Regions from separate parts of the Homo sapiens genome. Here region 2 is linked to region 1. The links are chromatin loops, found by intact Hi-C in ENCODE. Cell type or tissue: CD4-positive, alpha-beta T cell. All regions are shown on one strand. Each heading gives the region's core, and the rest is flanking DNA. Links, peaks and the distances in the headings are about the cores only.

Region 1 (5,386 bases), core at 247-5,246:
ACAGTATACTCCACAGTGAGTGAAACAAGCCAGACTCAGAAGCATACATACTGTATGTACCACTTTGCTTAGTAGCCACAGTGTATGCACCATGGTACATGCATATACTTCTGAATCTGGCTTGTTTCACTCATGGTTAGGTGTGCAGGATTCATCCATGTTGTTGTGTGCAGTTCTTGCTTATTTTACCAGTCTGTCTTATCCTGAGAATATCTTTGACATTCAACTCTGCATGCAGACCCTTCCTTACACGTTCTAGAGAGAGGACCTGTCTTCACCCTGTGTTTATTACCCACATACTTGAACAGCTGTTTCCTCCAGGCATCATTATGCAAAAGGAATGAAACCCGGTGTGTGCAGCTTTTTTAGAGGACGTAAAAGGAGTCAGCTCTTGCCTCTCATCAATAGTATTGTTTATCAGTCATTTCTCTTTTGAGGCATTGGTTGAATAAATGGGAAAATTCCTGCTTTCAAGGAACTTAGCAGACTTGTTGACAGATAAGACCATAAGAAGAAAGCCAGTGAAGTACCCAGTGATGTGAACGCCATGGTATGAGCAAGTACATAATAGAGACCACAAGTGCTTTTTAGAAGTTAGAGATAGTCATTCTCTGGGGCTTCCTCAGGAAAATCCTCGCTGAATCTGGGATCTAAACTGGGCCTTATGATTCTTGGATATAAGGTTTGTTGTATAGGTTGATACAAGTTACTTATTAATAGTTGTTTGCCCCCCTCCCTTTCACTATCTTTAGGTGATGATGTCCACACCTTTCCACATCTCCTCAGGAGCTGGTGATTCCCAGATACTATTTGTTAACCTGCATCACCACTCCCATGCACACGAACACAGGACAAACAAATCCAGCTGCTTCCTGGCATCTCTACTTGAACAACTTAAAGGCAATTCAGATCCCACAGGGTGAAAAGCTGAATTCATCTATCAGAGTGTTTTCTAAAATCCCAAGTAGATTATGTCCCATTCCTGCTTAAAATGATCTCCTGATTCTCATTGCCTTTTGGATAAAATCCAATCCTGAGTATCAACAAGGGGCTTGTGATTTGGTCCTTTTCTGTGTCATTCTTTAGAATTTCTGGAAGCAGCCTATCATCGCTCCGTCTGCCCTCCATACACAGCGTTTGTGTGTGTTATGCCAAACTGCTTGGTGTTTTCCAACCGTGGACCATGATATCTCACTTCCTTAACCTTACCTTCATATGCTTTTCCTTTGTGTCTTCTTCTGAAATGCTTCTTCCTTTTGTCCAGGCTGACTCCTGTTTGTCTGAGACTTGTGTCTCAGGAAGCCTTTCCGTTCCCCTCCAGTCATTCATACCTCTGTCATAACACATAGACTGTATTTTTAATTTGATTTCCAATCTGTCTCTTTTAGGTTGTCACCTTTTTTGAGGGCAAGACCTTTTTGTTTCATGGCTTTAGTTTGCTGTGTTTGTTACAGTGCCTGGCATTTGGTAGGGGTTGAGTAAATGTATACAGAATAAATGAAGCCTGGGAGAAGGAGTTCCAGTTAAGAGTTCTAATAAATAACTGTTTTTTCAAAATCTTGGGGCTTTCATCTTGTGTGTTGAATGTTACTGGATTAGGGGAAAGTTGTCTTTATGAAGTGGGCCCTTTAAACTAGTATTCCTGTTTTTCTGTTATAGTTCCCTACTCCCCGCCCCACACCCCCTCTAAAAAAAAAGTACTAGAAGTTACACACAGAACTGTAGCCTTGGAGGCTGTAGGCAGTGCATTTAAAGTACTTCTGGAGTGGTTTTGAGCTTCAGAGCATTGACACACTTCCCTAAATAACTGTGACAATTCTTTCTATTTGCTGTTGCCCATCGGTGATTTCAGTGGCCAGTAGTCATACTGGAAAGTCTGATAATAAAGCAGGGGATCAGTCATGTGGTACCAAACCAGTTGTGGGGAATGTTAGATGTGTTAAGATGTGATTAGCAACGACATTCCTGTTTGTAAACTGGCATCTATGGCGGTTTAAAAATGGTGGCAAAACCATTTTGAGTATTGTTGGAAATGTTATCTGTTCTGCCGTGTTAATATACCTATAAGTTGGTAGTTGCATCTTGTACCCTTGATAGTCATACTTTGTACATTGTGTATGCCACTCTTCTGTTGAGTAATTTGGATTAATTACTTTGGAGATTGAAGTCTTGACTCATTCACTTCACTCATTTATTTAGCTGTATTTTCAGTTCCATGCAATGAGTGACACAGACTGTGCTGCCAAAAAGGAATTCTCAGTAAGGGCAATGCACATAAATTACTGTGTTACTCAGAAATCATGAATAGTTGAGATCACAAGGTAAATGGTAAAAATTTTGTTTTTAAATAGGATTAAATATGACTTTCTCTCCTCCTTTCTCCCTCTGTCAATTTAGGAAATCTACTTAAATTGTCCTGTGGTTGGGAAAAGAAACTAGTGGAAGGAATATGTTAAAAAAGCATCTTTCTTAAAATGTATTCAAAATATTTTTCTCTACAATTTAAGAGCATTAGCAAATACAACCTAGGATGAAACTTTAACAGCCTTTGAGAGGGACAAGAAATGAAATTAAGGGTGATATATGATGCCAGTATCATCGGTGTATTGGGTCTCATAATACATACAATACATGGTAGTTAGTCATAGGGAGAAAACAAACCTGGTGGCTGCTTTCTAAGAACAAATCAGATTTCTTGTGTAGCTATGTGGTTTAACTGTTCTTGCCCTTCTTTTACAAAACTAAACAGGTTTAGTATCATAAGTGCTACAGAAATAGTCAAGATTGCAATAATTAGGAATCTAGCTCAAACTACCTTAAGTCAAAAAAGCCAAAAATTTATTGGCCCACGTAGCCAATGAGAGAAAGTTGATGTTTAAACTCAGGGAAACGGGAAGAACTGCAGGAATCAGAACTCCTGTCACTTGACTAGTCCCTAGATTAAAACAGAAAAACAAATAAACAAATGTCACCCATCATCCTGCCATTCAGAATTATTTATTGAGCAGTTTGTTCATTGGACTTCACGTATTTGAGTAACTACGGTTTTCCAGGTGCTTTGCTTTAATAATGATATTTCACTGAATTTTCAAAACGATGGTTCCCTGTGGTAGTGGGAATTATGCTATGTGTTATATGAAACAAAGTAAGTTTGATTTTTAAAGGCGTGTATTCTGGCCTGTTGGTTGATAGAGTTCATTTTGATTTCTTCTTCTAGGGGAGAAGTTTTATGAACACTTAATGGTTTTAGAGTTCTATTTGTAGAAAATAAAGATAAAATCCAGATTTATTTCAGGATTATTTTCATTTTGGGAAGAACCAAAACATTGGATTCTTAATATCTATAGCATAATTAACTTTGCCCAAATCTTCCATTAAAGAATAATTATGTATACAAGAGAACCCACATGTAATATTTTTGTTCTAAATTTGTTTAGAGTGCTGGTTCTCAAACTTTAGCATGTTATCAGAATCACTTGGAAGAAGACTTCTTCAACACATTGCTGAGTCCCATTCCCAGAGGTTCAGAAAATTAGATGTTGACATTTTCAAAGTGAACTTAAGAGAAGTAAGTGGTCTGCATTTATAGGAACCATGTTTTTGGCATTTGAGGTGATGCCTTAATTGATGAAAACATTGTGCAAAGTATAGGAGTGTTTATAAATTAGGGAACCATATCAATTAAACTCTTATCTTTTTGCATTCTAAAATCATCTATCTTGCATTATTAGCACTTAGGATTGGATTTCAGATATGTTTAAAAAAAAAAAAAATCTCATTTCTGGCTGTGATGTGGTGGCTCATGCCTGTTATTCCAGCACTTTGGGAACCTGAAGCAGAAGGCTTGCTTGCTCACAGTTAGGAGTTTGAGACCGGCCTGGGCAACAAAGTGAGAACCCGTCTTTACAAAAATAAAATTAGTTGGGCATGGTGGTGCATACCTGTAATCCCAGCTACTTGGGAGGCTGAGTCAGGAGGATCCCTTGATCTCAGGAGTTCGAGGCTACAGTCATCTATGACTGCGCTCCTATACTCCAGCCTGGATGACAGAGCAAGACCTGGTCTCAAGAAAAAAAAAAATCCTATTTTTTTTTTGCATTGCACAGCGGAGAGATGGAACCAGGTCTTATAATCAGTAAACCAATATTCCAGTAAAAAGCCTGCAAAGAATGCAAATAAGTAATAAAATAACTACAAATTAAGTCAGTAAATATGAGAAATGTATAGCCTACCCATTACTCAAAGGAATACAAAGTAAGATAACTTTTTTTTTTTTGGCAAATCAAGTTTTAAAGATTAAAAAAATAACTTCAGTGAGACTGAGAGATAGGCATTCTAATAGACTCTTTGCGAGTATGGGAGTTGATTTACATTTTCTGACTGCCAGTACGGCAGTTAGTATCAAATGCCTTTGAAATATTTGTACCCTGTGATCCAGCAACATAACTTCTAGGAATTTGCTTGACCTGCTTATAAAAATTTCTGTTACGAATTACGTCATTATTACAACAAAAAATTGAAAATGACTTAAATAGGGATCCTTAGGGAATTGCCAAAATTATGGAACCACCATGATGGAATATTTTGCAGCTGTTAAAAATGTTTGGTAGGTTTTCATACCTGTCATTTGTTTTTTTTTTTTTTTGAGAGGGAGTCTCTCTCTGTTGCCTAGGCTGGAGTGCCGTGGTGCGATCTTGGCTCACGGCAAGCTCCACCTCCCGGGTTCACGCCATTCTCCTGCCTCAGCCTCCCAAGTAGCTGGGACTACAGGTGCCCGCCACCACACCCGGCTACTTTTTTTGTATTTTTAGTAGAGACAGGGTTTCACCGTGTTAGCCAGGATGGTCTCCATCTCCTGACCTCGTGATCCGCCTGCCTTGGCCTCCCGAAGTGTTGGGAGTACAGGCATGAGCCACCGTACGCAGCCCATACCTGTCTTTTTTTTTTTTAAGTTTTCAGATCTGCCACACATTGCTGGTGAGAATATAAAATCGTACATTCCACTTTGGAAAATAGTTTGGCAGTTTCTTACAAAATGAAACATATACTTACCATATGACCTAGCAGTTGCCTCCTGAGCATTTATGCCAGAGAAATGAAAGCTAATGTTCACAAAAAAAACCTGTCCACAGCTTTATATGTAATAGCCCAAAACTAGAAAAAACTCACACGTTCTTCAGTAGGTGAATGGTACATTCATACTATGGAATACTATTCAGCAACAAAAAGGAACAAACTATGGATACATAGAATAACTTGGGTGGACTCCTGGGGCTTTATGCTGAGTGAAAAAAGCCAATCTTAAAAGGTCTCGTACTATAGGATAATTTCAAGAATTAACATTCTTGAAATGACAAAATTACAGAGATAAGAGAACACATTAGTG
Region 2 (5,386 bases), core at 304-5,303, 61 kb after region 1:
ACATTGGTCCCAAGCTTTGCTATCCGTGCTTGTTGGATTATTGCTAAAACTGAGTAGCACACTCTGTAGTCGGCTTTGGCATGTGTGGTAGGCAGTTCGGATTCATTGCCACAGTGTCATGAAGTCTTGTGCGTATTGATGATATTCTGCCAGAAGCTGTTTTTGATCCATAACTTACTTAATTGGCTCTTCCCCTGTGGTGTTGCTTCTAGGCCCCGGCTGAAAAACGTGGACAGGAGCACTGCACAGCAGTTGGCAGTAACTGTGGGCAACGTCACCGTCATTATCACAGACTTTAAGGAAAAGACTCGCTCCTCATCGACATCCTCATCCACAGTGACCTCCAGTGCAGGGTCAGAACAGCAGAACCAGAGCAGCTCGGGGTCAGAGAGCACAGACAAGGGCTCCTCCCGTTCCTCCACGCCAAAGGGCGACATGTCAGCAGTCAATGATGAATCTTTCTGAAATTGCACATGGAATTGTGAAAACTATGAATCAGGGTATGAAATTCAAAACCTCCACCTGCCCATGCTGCTTGCATCCCTGGAGAATCTTCTGTGGACATCGACCTCTTAGTGATGCTGCCAGGATAATTTCTGCTTGCCATGGGCATCTGGCCACCAAGGAATTTCGCACCCTGACGATTACTCTTGACACTTTTATGTATTCCATTGTTTTATATGATTTTCCTAACAATCATTTATAATTGGATGTGCTCCTGAATCTACTTTTTATAAAAAAAAAAAAATCTGCTGTGCACAATTTTCCATGTACATTACAACTGGTTTTTTGTTTTTGTTTTGTTGCCGGTGGGGAGGGCTGGGAGGGGGAGGGAACTTTTATTTATTGTGTTCACAAACTCCATCCTTTCAGCATATCCTTTTAAGTTTAGTTCTTTCTTCCAGTTATACTATGTACTATCAGTTTTGATATAACTATATATATATAAATATAAAATTATATATAAAGGGTTATTTGAAACCAATCCATGGCAACGCTGGTGCTTGATACACTGTGAAGTGAATACAACATTGAACAGTTACAGATCTGGGACAGTCCCTTCTATGAAAGTGCTGAAATTTAATTAAAATCAGTCTTATATGAAGTATGTTCCAATCCATGTGGGAACTTGACTCTCTCATCTGTCTAAAGAGTACTGGACGATATAAAAATATATATTTTTTAAACAATGTGATCTCAAATTTAAAGACTGCTCCAGATAGCCTGCATTTGCAATGGAATAACTGACAAATCACAAGTGGTTTAGTTGGGCAGGGCTTTGATCATTCAAAAGTAACTAAAGTAGCTCCAGAATGCCAAGTATTCGTGTAAATTACGGTTACATGTTATCATTTGCTGTTCTTACATAAGCACTCATGAAAATATGGTATTCTGTAACTTGAATTCCATCCATTTTCCAGACCTCTACTCATGTCTGAGGTAAATCTAGAAATTGTCTTAGTTTTAGGATTGAAACAGTCTATAAACTGTATTTTTGGTCCATCCAGGAAGCTAGTCCCTTGTTTCTCCTTTCTACATGACATTGCAGTGGTGGTTTCTGTAATTAAAATTTGTTTGCCTCATGTCCCTTTGTCTGATAAACCTTCACTCTACCGATTCAGTTGTGAGCATTCTTTTTTTCCTTCTCAAAACCTACTATGATTTGTTTTACTGAACAAAGGTTATCAACCACACATCCAGTCCTGACATGGAGCTTTTCAGTGTTTGGAGACATTTCTCAATCCCCTGCTGTGGTAGGAACTCCAGTGGTGAACGGCTTGCGCGCCTGCAGCCAGAGTTGCAGGGAAAGCTCGTACTTACTGCGAGCAGCATGTAATCTTTTTTCTTCCTGGACATAAAGATAGCTTGAGTAAACTGTTCTATTTCATTCTCTTCACTCTTTTTACTGTCTTGCAAAAAAAAAAAAAAAAAAAATAATCAAAGACCACTAATAAGATTCCACCTCTCCTTATTAAAATAATTTTTTAAAATTTTGTTTTGCTTTTGTTTGGATGTGGGGTCTCTCTTCTATTTGACTTTTACATTTAGATACAGAGTTTGTAGTACTTCAGAGACATTTCAAGCATGAGAATTTGAGGTTACCTCTCTTTATTTGACCTTTAGGGACTCACGGGAGGGCAGCCTGATTTGTAATGAAGCACCACATTTTGGTGTTAAAAACCTGGTTTGCTTAATAATAGCAGTAATTTCTGTCTGTGGAGGCAACAAATAAAAAAATTAACAGCTTGAATTGAGTAGCCAACAGGAAAGGTTCCTTTCACATTTACATTAAAACTATTCTGTAGTCACTAATGTACCATAATTTAAATTCTTTTCTCAAAGGTATAGATTATAAAGCAGTGCCATTTGTTGCTGTGGTCCTATTCTCAAATGCATGGACAATGTTCCCCCCTTTTTAAAATAATGCTTGTGTCTGGGATGCAAGCTTTGCTTATCTTTTTAAATACATTTTTAAAGTATTTATTAATGAACCAAAGGAAATCAGATGCTTTCTATAAGCATCAGAATATATAATACATAGTGATTTGACTATGAATTTTAAATCCACATTTTAATATTGGTGGGATATTGCAAAGACATTCCTTCTAAAGTTTTAATATTCCTTTTATTAAGGGTCTCAGGGAGGGTAAATTAGTCAGCCATATTTATTTTCCAGAGGTTTAAGAAATTGCTGTTTTTAACTTTTTGAAAAAACTTAAATGCCACCAAACTCATGTAGGTTGCACTGCTTATTGAACCAATAACTGTTGGTATGCACTTTGTTCAGACACACTGTGTACTTTTTCAAAAACTAGTTTCATGTAAAGTGATTGGACCCCATAGATTAGTGGAAAAAGCTGATTAACCAGCTACTCATAGGCTGCTAATTCATTCATGCCAATGTTTTGGTTTTTCAGTTTTGCCTCCGTGATAAATTAAAGAATGGGGAGGGGTGAAGGAAGGGGAAGAAGATTGCTTTAGAACAAGTGGCATGAAATTACCATCTTTGTAGAAACCGCAGCTAACAGTGGGAGTTATCTAAGCAATCAGATGTTACAGGGCCAGCCCTTTAGCTGCTGTGGTGTATTCTGTTGGGTAGTGAGGTAGTAGGTACTTTATAGACTTTTAATTTTGGAAATTGATGACATCCCTCAGGCATGTATTCTGGAAATGGAATTCCTGTAACTTCCTGTGTCTGCAGTATGCCCTACAATTAGTAGGCAGCGTGTAAAAACACTAGTGTAGATTATAAAGATATACATTAAAAGAGGACCAGAAATACTTGGTATTCAGTGGCACAGAAAGCAGGTTAAACAAACAAAAAGCACAGTGTTACGCTTGCAAGTTTCCATTTGTTTTAATACCACGCAATCTTTCACACTCGTGCGTGTGCGCGCACACAGAGCTTACCTGACTTGCTCTGCTTGAGTCATGCAGTTACAAAAAAAAAGACATCTTGACACCCACACAATATTCTAATCAAAACCTTTCAGTTTCAATCTGGATATTTAAAAACATTGGCAGAAGCTTCTGTGAGTTTAGTTCCACTAAGATGTTTCACCTGCCTTATCAAGACCATTCTCAGTCTACTTTTTTAAGCTACCGTATCTTAAATTATTGAAAATTTATTAATTGCTGAATATATAATAACCTTTGCTTGTATGTAACCGAAAATGGTTTAAGAGCCAACATTTAGAGTATGACAATGGAGCTGAACAGTTTTTAATGCGCAAGCAGTTCTGTTCTTGTGTATGACTTGTAACCTTAATTTACTGTGTAAAGATGGTTACATTATTTCCTTAGCTTTGTTTGTTGGAGACAAATAGAGAATGCTTGTTAAGTATGTCAAAACAATCTTATCTTGTGAATTTTTGTTAATGTATTATACGAGCTATATTTTTCATTTGCCCAGAAAGACAGCTTGTATAACGCTTTTGGAAGTTTCTGCTCTGTAATGTCTTTAGAGCTGACAGTCTGTTAGGTTTGTTTTTTTCTTCATGCTAAAGTGTCAGTTGGTGGTTTTGTGAACTGGTCAAAAATTCACAGGTCTTAAATGTTTTGGGGGAAATTTATATTGGACACTGCTCTTTGTCTAGCAAATAAAAGATGTTAATATATTCCTGTTACTGGCATGTGCACGACTATGTTATTAGAAGCCACTTTATCATTTTCCTGCTTTAAATAGAAATGTCTATTTATGAATTCTGCTTGTAGTTTTTTCACAAATAAAATAGTAAAATTTACATTGGAAATCTTTATTTTTGTGTGTATAGATTTTAGCCTTTAGAATAATAGTTAATTTTTAATCTGTGGAATATTTCCAATGTGAATAGGAAGCTCACTTTGTATTTTAGAACTTGTTTATCAGAAGCTGAAATAGCTGGGTATCTTAAGTACATACCTCAAAGATGCAAAAGGAGACATAATGGGGCAAAAGAATCACCAAAATTTGAAAGAAAATGAACTGTCTCCTAAGTGTAACCTTTGAGATAGATTGCAATGATGTAAAGGAAGGAAATGGGATTTAAGGAAAGAAAATGGAGATGATGCTAAAATATGCTAATTGAGGACTGAAAATCCTCAAAAGACAACCCCTGTTTCTGGCCAACTGGATTTAGGTCAACTATGTCTCAGAGATGTGAATAAAGTGTGTTACTAACCTAAAAGCCACACAAGCTCACTTATTGCCCCATGCGAGGGAGACTCCTGCCTGCTGCTGCAGGTGCTGAGGCATACCAGTCTATAACCTTCCAAAGAATTAAGAAACCACTTAAAACATGTCAAGATCCATCCCCGATTATTTTGTCCTGGGTCTGCACCTGAACTAGCACTGGAAGGAAGAGAGTGTAAATAGCGCAGGATGTTGAGTTGAAAATGGGTCTGTTCTGATAAAACAGCAAGTTCCATTCTTCGTCCTCATTTTTTAGTACTGAACGTGACCCAAGTTTGGCCCCTCAGAAGTCTTGGAAAGGATCTGGAAGGGTTGAAGGACAGGGATTGGATGGGGTCTCTCATGTTTCCCACAGGCCATTTTGGATACAGACGTGCGATCTGCTAACCCCATGCCCCTCTGCTTGCTTTTGTGCCTGAGGAGTTCACTGTGAGGGCCCCCACTGCTGGTGGCACTGGTACCATCCTTTGGAGGAGGATGGGAATTGTCTCCCATACCAGGTGTGGACCAAAGCAAGCACTTGGTCTTTACAGGGGAGGCACAAGGAAGAGTCGTTTCTTTCCAGTTGTGTGGACGGAAAGGGAGGCAAAAAGGTTTTCTCTAATCCTCAGCCAAACTCTAGTGTTAACACCAAGTGTCCAGATCCCCATTGAGAAATCCCATGGCTAGAGTGTGACAGGATCATGGAAGCAGCTCTTGCTCAATTATTCTTGA

What was found. Peaks named below come from ENCODE experiments on the same cell type or tissue, not always from the same donor. Only the 100,000 strongest peaks of a DNase experiment are listed, where the experiment ranks them.
Region 2: it touches region 1 in a loop (2.7-fold over the local background); 15 of 110 quality-filtered maps call a loop at or near these places.

What each region holds. Positions count from the first base shown.
Region 1 is chr3:72,434,659-72,440,044 of GRCh38, reverse strand. All of the region lies in intron 1 of RYBP (RING1 and YY1 binding protein), which reads left to right. Among named protein-coding and RNA genes, the nearest start is that of RYBP, 9.3 kb to the left of the region's middle. In CD4-positive, alpha-beta T cell, for the core only: no CTCF peak of the experiment used is centred there; no DNase peak of the experiment used is centred there.
Region 2 is chr3:72,373,464-72,378,849 of GRCh38, reverse strand. RYBP (RING1 and YY1 binding protein) reads left to right here. Exons shown (of 4, transcript NM_012234.7): 4 at 213-4,253. The coding sequence ends at 465. Among named protein-coding and RNA genes, the nearest start is that of RYBP, 70 kb to the left of the region's middle. In CD4-positive, alpha-beta T cell, for the core only: no CTCF peak of the experiment used is centred there; a DNase peak (open chromatin) is centred at 3,019.